3 separate regions of the Homo sapiens genome follow, and regions 1 and 3 are each linked to region 2. A link is a contact called in ENCODE Hi-C or POLR2A ChIA-PET data. All regions are on one chromosome and are shown on one strand. The core of a region is the stretch at or near the end of the contact, and the rest is flanking DNA. Distances in the headings are between cores, read along the strand shown. Region 1 holds the start of KDM4B (lysine demethylase 4B). Region 2 holds the start of DUS3L (dihydrouridine synthase 3 like). Region 3 holds the start of TNFSF9 (TNF superfamily member 9).

Region 1 (3,194 bases), core at 231-2,730, 820 kb after region 2:
AGGACTGGTGCTGTTTTTAGGAGCATTCTCCAGCCCGGGGACATTCTGATAAATGGCCATTGAGGCAGAGGACTGGGGCAGGGCACCGATCCCTTGAATTCAGTCCAGTATCCAGAGATCCCAAGACAGTGCAGGCACCCGGTGGGACCCAAAGGAACTTGCTGAATACACGCCCCAGCCAGAAACACATGGAAAAAGACGCTCTTCACATATGACAGGATCACTAGGCTCCACGGAGCTGAACCACCTTCTCACTAGTTTCACAACTCGGGGAACACTTCCTCACAGGGTGCTGGTAAATTATTAAAACAGAAGCATCCTCCCCCAAGCAAACAGATGGGATGCACCCAAAAGCAGTCCATGCCTCCACTGCCCCCAGGGGCGGAAAACATGCCCCTTAAAACCTTCCACCGTGCCCAGGTGGACAGAGTCCCCCGTCCTGCCTGATTGTCATGGCCACCACTGAGCGCAGACCTGGGCCCTGGCAGACCCCAGGTCAAGCAGATTTCAGAGCGAGTCCGTCCCCAGCTCCCAGGGGGATGTCCACGGGGGACACAGAAAAGGGGTCTCGGCGGAAGCAACTCCTCAATTCATTTCTCTAGAGCAGGGGCTTCGTTCGAGATGGCGATCAGGCTGGAAGGGGGAGGGACGGAGAGACTCGTGGAGGCTGCCGTTGCATAGCAAGATGATTTTTTTCTAAAATCCAGATTGCATATGCTTATGGCGGGGTGGGGGTTTCGGGTACGTACAGGGGGGCAAGTTTGGAAGCTACCAAGGCATAGCAGGTTGACCGGAGGTGGGGGCAGTGCAGGAGCAATGATAGGCATTTAGGGGGCATCCCTGGGTGTCCAGCTGGGGGGCTTCCCCTTAGCCCCCCTGGCGCCCAAAGGGCCAGAAACGCAGGCGGGGGTTACCCAGGGGCTGGGGTCTTTTTCCTTTTTCTTGCTTTCTTTCAAAAATAATAATAATAATAGGCCGAGGCTTGTCCCGGGTGATAAAAGGGCCCGGCCGGGGCCACCCACGCTGTCATCTTTTGTGCGGGGCGCCGGGGCCGTCTGTGCCCAGCCCCCGCGCGCCCCCGGCCCGGGAAGGGGCCCCCGCTCCCGCCCCTGGGCGCGCCCCGCCATTGTCCGGCCCCGCCGCCCCCGCCCGAAAACCAGCGGGCGCCCCCGGGCCGGGCGGTTAACGCCCCAACCGCCCCGCCGGCCCGGACAAAGCGCGAGGCCCGGCCCGAGCAGGCCGCGCCCGAGGCCTGGGCCTCGAGTCCCGGGCGCGCCCGCAGCCCCGAGCCGCGACGCGGGGGCGGCCATGGCGGCGGGGTCCGCGCTCGGACACGGCCGGGCGGCCTCCCCGTGGGCTCACCTGAGGCGGCGTGCGCGGCCCGGTCCGGGAGCAGCGGCGCGCTCTCCCCCGCCCTCGGCGTCGCACCCCCAGGCCCCGCTCGGGCCGGGCCCCGCTCGGTTGCTGGCGACCGAGCCCTCCGCAAGCGCTCGCGGGGGGGCTTATAAGGCCGCGCGCCAGCTCCGCCCCGACTGCCATTGGCTGCCGGATCCACGCCCGAGCGCCCATTGGCCGGAGCTGACAGCTCCGCCCCTCCCCTCCGCCGGGCCCATCAACACCGCACGGCCCGCCCACCGCGCGCCGCGATTGGGCGGGGACAAACGCCGGCCTCGCCTCTTCATTGGCAGACCGGCGGGGACACGCCGGCGCCCACCCACGTGCCCGCTGACCGGCTCTGTTCTCATTGGAGGGGGCGCACGCCAGCCAAGGCTGCCGCGACCAACCCGACGGCAGCTGGGCCTTGGATTGACAAGGGAGCCTCAGGGCCCGCCCGACGACCGCACAGAGAGGAGCCAGTATTGGCTTGAGGGGCCAGCCCGAGGCGCGGACAGGCTGGGGCAGGTGCCAATCACTGCCCGCAAGCTCCGGGCCCCGCCCTGGTTATCAGGCGGCGGCTGAGTACGTGAGACCCAGCACAGCATCAGCACCGGCCGGGAACGTGCAGGCTGGAGGTTCGAAACCCGTGGCCGGAATGTGGGCTTAGCGTTCCCCAATTTGCAAAGTGCCAAGCAAGGAGACATAGCGATCCGTTTTGCAAAGGAGGAGAACCGAGAACATAGGGTAAAGCAGCAAGAGCCTCCACCCCGCCACCGTAGGTCTATTCCCATCACAATCAACAAACCTTTGCCAAGGGGCAAGGCCTTCGGAATAGTTAGGGTCCCTCTCCCCGAGTTCCCTAAAATGTATGGGAGAGAATGAGCTTTGGTGCTTTCTGACCTGGATTCAAAGCTAAGCCGGGCCCCATGCCTCACTGTGGTTGACCTCCAGCAAAGTAACCTCGCTGAGTCTGTTTCCAACTGTGCAATGGATATGATGGTAGTGGCCACACCCCGTCTACCCGCCTCTTGAGAATGTTGCAAGGATTAAGTGGGATGAGGCACGGAGAAAGATTTGACCCTGTGACTTCACAAAATGAGCATTCATTGTGTACTGGACCACGCAGGGGTGTGAGGCATGCCCCCATTTGGAGTGGCAGGAGTGTAAATTGGGCAATTTGACATTTTCTAATAACATTCTAAGTGCATCCACCACCCGATAACCCAGCCAGCAGTTCTTCCTGGAGGTGATGTACCCAGAAAAAAGGTCTGGAGCTTACACAATTCAAGAATGCCGGCGGCAGGGCTGTCTGCAACTGTTTCCAATGTTTTGCACTAACTATCCATCAGTGGGGGATTAGAGAAGTAACTTAATAGCAATCAGTACTCTGGAATACTTACTATGTAGCAATTGAAAAGGAGGCCAGGCCCGGTGCTGTGGCTCGGGCGACTCACACCTGTAATCCCAGCACTTTGGGAGGTCGAGTCGGGTGGAACACCTGAGGTCCAGAGTTCGAGACCAGCCTGGCCAACATGGCAAAAACCTGTCTCTATTAACAAATACAAAATTAGCCAGGCATGGTGGCGCATGCCTGTAATCCCAGCTACTCCAGAGGCTGAGGCGGAGGTTGCAGTGAGTCGAGATCACTGCACTTCAGCCTGGGCAACAGGGTGAGACTCTGTCTCAAAAAAGGAAAGAAAAGAAAAAAGAGAAGGCCGATCTGTTTGCAAACATGAAATATCTCCCAACCGCTGAGCTAGGGACAGTGGTCCAGAATCCTGTACTCAATAAAATAAATATGGAAACACACACAGAAA
Region 2 (2,860 bases), core at 309-2,808:
CGCGGGTTTGAATTGCATCCATCCACTTATAAGTGGCCTTCGAAAAATAAAATACAGTTGGCCATCCGTATCCGCGGGTTCTTTAACCCCTACCAAATGCGGAGGCAGGATGGGAAACCTGCGGATACAAAGGGCGGATTTTTCCTATACAGGGATTCTGTTGGGCAACTGGGGGACGAGTATACGCGGATTTTGGTATATGCGGTCTTGGAACCAATCTCCAAAATTCCGAGGAGTATTATGTTTTTCGTCTGTGTTTCCGACTCCCAAGTTAGCTCTTAAAGGTAATGATTTCTCCGTTTTGTTTACTACCACGCCCCCAGCATCTAGCACAGCATCTGGCATACAGATGCTCAACTAATTATTTGTTGAAACTAATGTCCTGCATAAAAGTAGTGTAATTTACTTTTTTTTTTTTTTTTTGAGATGGAGTCTTGCTCTGTCGCCCAGGCTGGAGTGAAACGGCCGATCTCGGCTCACCGTAACCTCCGCCTCCCAGGTTCAAGCGATTCTCCTGCGTCAGCCTCCTGAGTAGCTGGGATTACAGGCGCCCATCACCATGCCTGGCTAATTTTTGTATTTTTAGTAGAGACGGGGTTTCGCCATGTTGGCCAGGCTGGTCTCGAACTCCTGACGTGCCCACCTCGGCCTCCCAAAGTGCTGGGATTACAGGCGTGAGCCACCACACCCGGCCTTATTTATTTATTTATTTAGAGACAGTCTCGCTCTGTCCCTCAGGCTGGAGTGCAATGGCGTGATCTCAGCTCACTGCAACCTCCACCTCCCGGGTTCAAGCGATTCTCCTGCCTCAGCCTCCCAAGTAGCTGGGATTACAGGTATGTGCCACAACGCCCAGCTAATTTTTTATATTTTTAGTGGAGACGGGGTTTCACCATGTTGGCCAGGCTGGTCTCAAACTGCTGACCTCAAGTGATCCGCCCGCTTCGGCTTCCCAAAGTGCTGGGATTACAGGCGTGAGCCACCGCTCCCGACCCCTAATTTACATTTTTAAAAACCCTAGCAGGGGCCGGGAACCATGGCTCACGCCTGTAATCCCAATGCTTGGGAGGCCAAAGTGGGAGAATCGCTTGAGCCCAAGAGTTCAAGATCAGCCTGGGCAACCTGGCAAGACCTCGTCTCTACAAAAAATTTAAAAATTATCCAGGCCTATTGGTGCATGTCTGTAGACGCAGCTACTTGGGAGGCTGAGGTGGGAGGATAGCTTGAGCCCAGGACGAGGCTGCGGTGAGTCGTGATCGTACCGCTGCACTCCAGCCTGGGCGACAGAACGAAACCGTTTCAACAGAACAACAAAGACAAAAACCTCCAAAACACCCTAACAGTTAAATTTCCTCAGTCCAGAAGCTGATTGCAGTCCAGTTCGCAATTGGCCAGGCTCTAGTTTATATAGGACCTGAGGCTCCACCCATGTGCAGGCACCGCCCCCGTGGCGTCACGAGCGAGCAATGGCGTCATTGGAACGACATGAGCATGCGCACTTCCCCAGCACAATCAGGGAAGACACGCGTGACCCGGAAGGTCTTCCCGCCACACTCCAGAGCGGATGTGAGGGGCGCCGATGGCGGAGGGAACGGCGGAGGCTCCTCTAGAGAATGGTGGTGGTGGCGACTCGGGAGCCGGAGCTTTGGAACGAGGAGTGGCGCCCATTAAGCGTCAGTGAGTCGCCGGGGCAGGAGGGAAGCTGAAGGGCCTTTTCCGGCACCCATAGCGCGGTCCGAGCTGTGCATGCCGGGAGATTAGGCAGCGGCTGAGGGCGAGAAGCCACCGGCTCTTCATTCCGGGCCGTTCTTCCGCCTGCAGGGTGGTCAGCGGAGGTACCTGAGATCGTGCACGTTGGGGCCTGTCACATGCGCGAAGGACACCACGTGCATGCTAGGGCAGGTGGGATTTGAGGCCAGGCCCGCGCTGCATACTGGGGATTGTAGTCCCTGCATATGGACGTACGGCGCATGTGCTCTGCCAGCGGCCGTTACTGGCGGGTCTTGGGGTTGAAGCGAGTGCCGCGGGGCGTGCTGGGGCCTGCGGTGTTTGAAGGGCCGAAAGGCGTGCTGGGAAATGTGGTGGCTTAGACTCCGCTTCAAGGCATGCTGGGAATTGTAGTTTTTCGCAGCCTAACGTGCGCAGGGACGTTCTTGACTGAACCTGATAATAGTTTCGCGCAACACTTTGGACAGTGAGGACCCAGGGACAAAATAGGTCTTTTTTGAGGCCGTGAGGGGCTCCCAGGCTGGGAGCTGGCTGGTTCTTAAGTAGTGAGCTCCCCATCAGCAGAAGGATTTAAGGACGTGCAAGTGTTTCTAGCCTCCTTTCCCCAGTGTTTATTGACTATGTTCGGAGGGTTTTCCTTTCCCTTTCTGTCGGCAGATACCTCACCACCAAGGAGCAGTTTCACCAATTCCTGGAAGCCAAAGGGCAGGAGAAGACTTGCCGGGAAACCGAGGTAGGAGACCCTGCTGGCAATGAGCTGGCTGAGCCTGAGGCTAAGCGGATCCGACTGGAGGATGGACAGACGGCGGACGGGCAGACGGAGGAGGCAGCAGAGCCCGGGGAGCAGCTACAGACTCAGAAGAGGGCCCGGGGACAAAACAAGGGCCGGCCCCATGTGAAGCCCACGAACTACGACAAGAACAGGCTGTGTCCCTCCCTAATCCAGGCAAGTGCGGCCACGTGAGCATTCCTGCCGGGGCAGGCAGGAGCAGGGTGTGTTTCCTGGCAGCGGGTAATTGTTAGAAAGCTCCTGGGCCTTCAGCAACGAGCAGTGAGCTTGCTCTGATGCCATTCCGTCTTCATTCTCCTCGGGATACATTGTAGGGCTTGTCATTGTTCTCATTGTATAAAT
Region 3 (3,029 bases), core at 434-2,933, 740 kb before region 2:
GTCAGGGTCCCCAGAGTCTGTGCCGACCTGAAGCCTACGCTTCCCTTCCCTCCCAACTAAAGAACAGAGACCGCACACACACACACACAAACACACAAACACACGAACACAAACACAAACGAACACACACACGAACACCCACATTAACACACAGACACACGAACAAACACGAACACACACACGAACGCAAACACAAACACACACAAACACCCACACGAACACACACAGACACACACGAACACAAATATCCAAACACACCCACATGAACACAAACACCCACACGAACGAACAAACACAAACACCCACACGAACACACACCCACACGAACACAAACACACCCACGAACACACACACATACGCACCCCCACACGAACACACACACACGAACACAAACACCCACACAAACACGAACACACACACACACACACACACACACACACACGAAGCTGGTGGCTCAACCTGCCCCAAGGACAGATCTCCAAGAATTCAGGAGGGAAAAGCGATCCCTCTTCTTTCCAGCCCCCTTGGGGGTATTCCCCTGGGGGTCTTGAAAGGGAGAGGGGTACCTCAGATGTTGGGGATAAGGCTCTTTGGGAGTTAGCAAAGGAACTGGGGGTCTCCTTGGCGGTCCCAGATAAAGAGGAAGTGCCCCCCTCGGATCGGGGATGGAAAAAAGGTTCCCCCCAGAGATGCAGAGCTTGTGGGGGTGCGGGGTAAAAAGAGGTGCCCTCAATGTCCTAAGTCCTACATAGAGAAAGGAAGCCGTCGAGGGTTGGAGAACCGCGGAGGGTCCCCCGTCCAGGGTGCAGATGGGGTGCCTTGGGAATGCGGAATGAAGAGGGGTGCCCCCACCCACTGCCACATGGAGGGAAGCCAGCCTTTCTCCGACCCGGGGTGCAGAAGACGTATCCCTGAGGGGTTGAGGACTGTGGGGGTCTCCTCCTCCTGGCCTGGGGTGCTGATGGGGTCTCGGGATGCGGAATGAAAGGGGTGCCCTCCCGTGCAAGACGGAGAAGGAGAGCCCTTGGAGGTCCAAAAAGAACTTGTGGGGGTCTCCTCTCCCCCTCCCGGGATACAGATAGGGTCTCGTAGCGGGCGCAGGATGAAAGGGGTGCCCCCCGGACTAGAAGAAGGAGACCCTTGGGGGGTCCAAAAAGAACTGTTGGGCGGTCTCCTCCCCGCCCCCGGCCTGGGGTACAGATGAGGTGTCGTAGGGGTGCGGGATGAAAGGTGTGCCCCCCCGGCCTCGGTGCTAGATGGAGAATGGGAGCCCCGGTGGGTCTCCTCTCCCCGGCCGGGAGTGTAGAACAGGTGTCCCTGGGGGTGCGGGAGGGAGAAGGGAGTCCCAGAGGGGCGGTAGGGGTCTCCCGCGAGACCAGCTACCGAGGGTCGGGGCACGTCTCACCTGCCGCAGGTCCAAGAGGCCGGCGGGATCGTCGGGCGAAAGCTCGGGACCCTCGCGGAGTCTCGGGCTGGCCGCGGAGCCGGGCGAGGCGCGAGCCCCGGACACGGCCCAGGGGCAGGCGAGGAAGACGGCGCAGGCGGCAGCGAGCAGCAGCAGCAGCAGCAGCCCCGCGACCAGGGCCCAAGGCAGTACGCGGCAGGCGCGAGCGCGGGGCGCGGGAGGCCACGGGGCTTCGGGGTCCAGTGAAGCGTCAGAGGCGTATTCCATGACGAGAGACTGCGGGAAGACACAGCGCGCCGCTTTTTATAGCTGCTTGGCTACAAAAGGAGGCCACGCCCCTCCGCCCGCGGCCACGCCCCTCCGCCCGCGGCCACGCCCCTTCCCAGCCCAGAGCCTTTCCCCTCGTCCCCGTGACTCTGCGGAATTTTCTCCACTCGGATCTCTCTCCGCTTTTCGCTCTCCTTTCCGTTTCCGGCCTTCCAAGCTCGGCTCCAGGTTCCTTTCTCCCTGCTGTCTCTCCATCGCCCTGGTTCTCCCTCTCTGCCGCTCTTTCCCGGTATCTCTGTGGGTCTCTTGCTGACTCAGTCTCCTTTGCTCTCTGTGTCTCCCCGTTAACGTCTTTCTCTGTCTCTGTTGATTGCCTCTGCAGTGGGTGGAAAGAGATCTTTCTCTCTCTCTGCCAATTTATGTCTATGCGTGCCTCTGTGCCTGTATTATCTCTGTCTCTGTCTCTCTCTATCTCTGTCTCTAATTCTCTCTCCCTGTCTCTGGCTCTGTTATCTCTGTCTCTGTATCTCTCTGTCTAACTCTGTCTCTGGCTGTTATCTCTGTCTCTCATTGTATCTCTCTCTGACTCTCTCTCCCTGTCTCTGGCTCTGTTATCACTGGCTCTGTCTCTCTATCTGTCTTCTCTCTCTCTGCCTCTGACTCTCTCTCCCCATGTCTGGCTCTGTTATCTCTGTCTATATATCTCTCTCTGTCTCTGACTCTCTCTCCCTATCTCTGGCTCCGTTATCTCTGTCTCTGTATCTGTCTCTGGCTCTGTTATCTCTGTCTCTCTATCTCTGTCTCTGACTGTCTCTGGCTCTGTTATCTTTCTCCCTCTCTCTGCTTCTGTTATCTCTGTCGCTGTCTCTGGCTGTGACTCTCTCTCTCTGTCTCTGTGTCTGGCTCTCTCTGTCTCTGTCTCTGACTCTGTCTCTGGCTCTGTTATCTCTGTCTCTATGTCTCTGTCTCTGTGTCTCTCTCCCTGTCTCTGGCTCTTTTATCTATGTCTGTCTGTCTCTTTCTCTCTGTCTCTGACTCTCCCTATCTCTGGCTCTGTTATCTCTGTGTCTGTCTCTCTGTCTCTGACACTCTCTCCCTGTCTCTGGCTCTGCTATCTCTGTCTCTGTATCTCTCTTTGTCTCTGCCTCTCCCTGTCTCTGGCTCTTTTATCTATGTCTGTCTTGTGTCTCTTTCTCTCTGTCTCTGACTCTCCCTATCTCTGGCTCTGTTATCTCTGTGTCTGTCTCTGTCTCTGACACTCTCTCCCTGTCTCTGGCTCTGTTATCTCTGTCTCTGTCTCTCTGTCTCTGGCTCTGTTATCTCTGTCTCTGTATCTCTCTTTGTCTCTGCCTCTCCC

The links. A loop is a pair of places that touch in the nucleus more often than their neighbours do. ChIA-PET counts read pairs that join two places held with the same protein, here RNA polymerase II (POLR2A). Pooled maps may share reads with other maps.
Region 1: a loop to region 2 is called in a map with no recorded cell type, with 31 times the contacts of the local background. The contact joins the promoter of KDM4B here to the promoter of DUS3L in region 2. A Hi-C loop is called at or near these places in 5 of 37 single-sample maps with no recorded cell type and 5 of 50 pooled maps.
Region 3: a loop to region 2 is called in a map with no recorded cell type, with 6 times the contacts of the local background. The contact joins the promoter of TNFSF9 here to the promoter of DUS3L in region 2. A Hi-C loop is called at or near these places in 1 of 37 single-sample maps with no recorded cell type and 1 of 50 pooled maps. POLR2A ChIA-PET finds 5 or more read pairs at or near these places in 1 of 52 experiments (K562).

Annotation. Positions count from the first base shown.
Region 1 is chr19:4,967,399-4,970,592 of GRCh38, reverse strand. It overlaps KDM4B (lysine demethylase 4B), which reads right to left and starts at 1,480. Exons shown (of 23, transcript NM_015015.3): 1 at 1,363-1,480. RefSeq lists an enhancer at 1-40 and silencers at 1,307-1,606, 1,917-2,016.
Region 2 is chr19:5,789,861-5,792,720 of GRCh38, reverse strand. It overlaps DUS3L (dihydrouridine synthase 3 like), which reads left to right and starts at 1,558. Exons shown (of 13, transcript NM_020175.3): 1 at 1,558-1,677; 2 at 2,386-2,674. The coding sequence starts at 1,580. RefSeq lists an enhancer at 1,376-1,835.
Region 3 is chr19:6,529,680-6,532,708 of GRCh38, reverse strand. TNFSF9 (TNF superfamily member 9) reads right to left here and starts at 1,683. Exons shown (of 3, transcript NM_003811.4): 1 at 1,406-1,683. The coding sequence starts at 1,672. RefSeq lists enhancers at 1-304, 906-1,005 and silencers at 1,416-1,485, 1,626-1,855.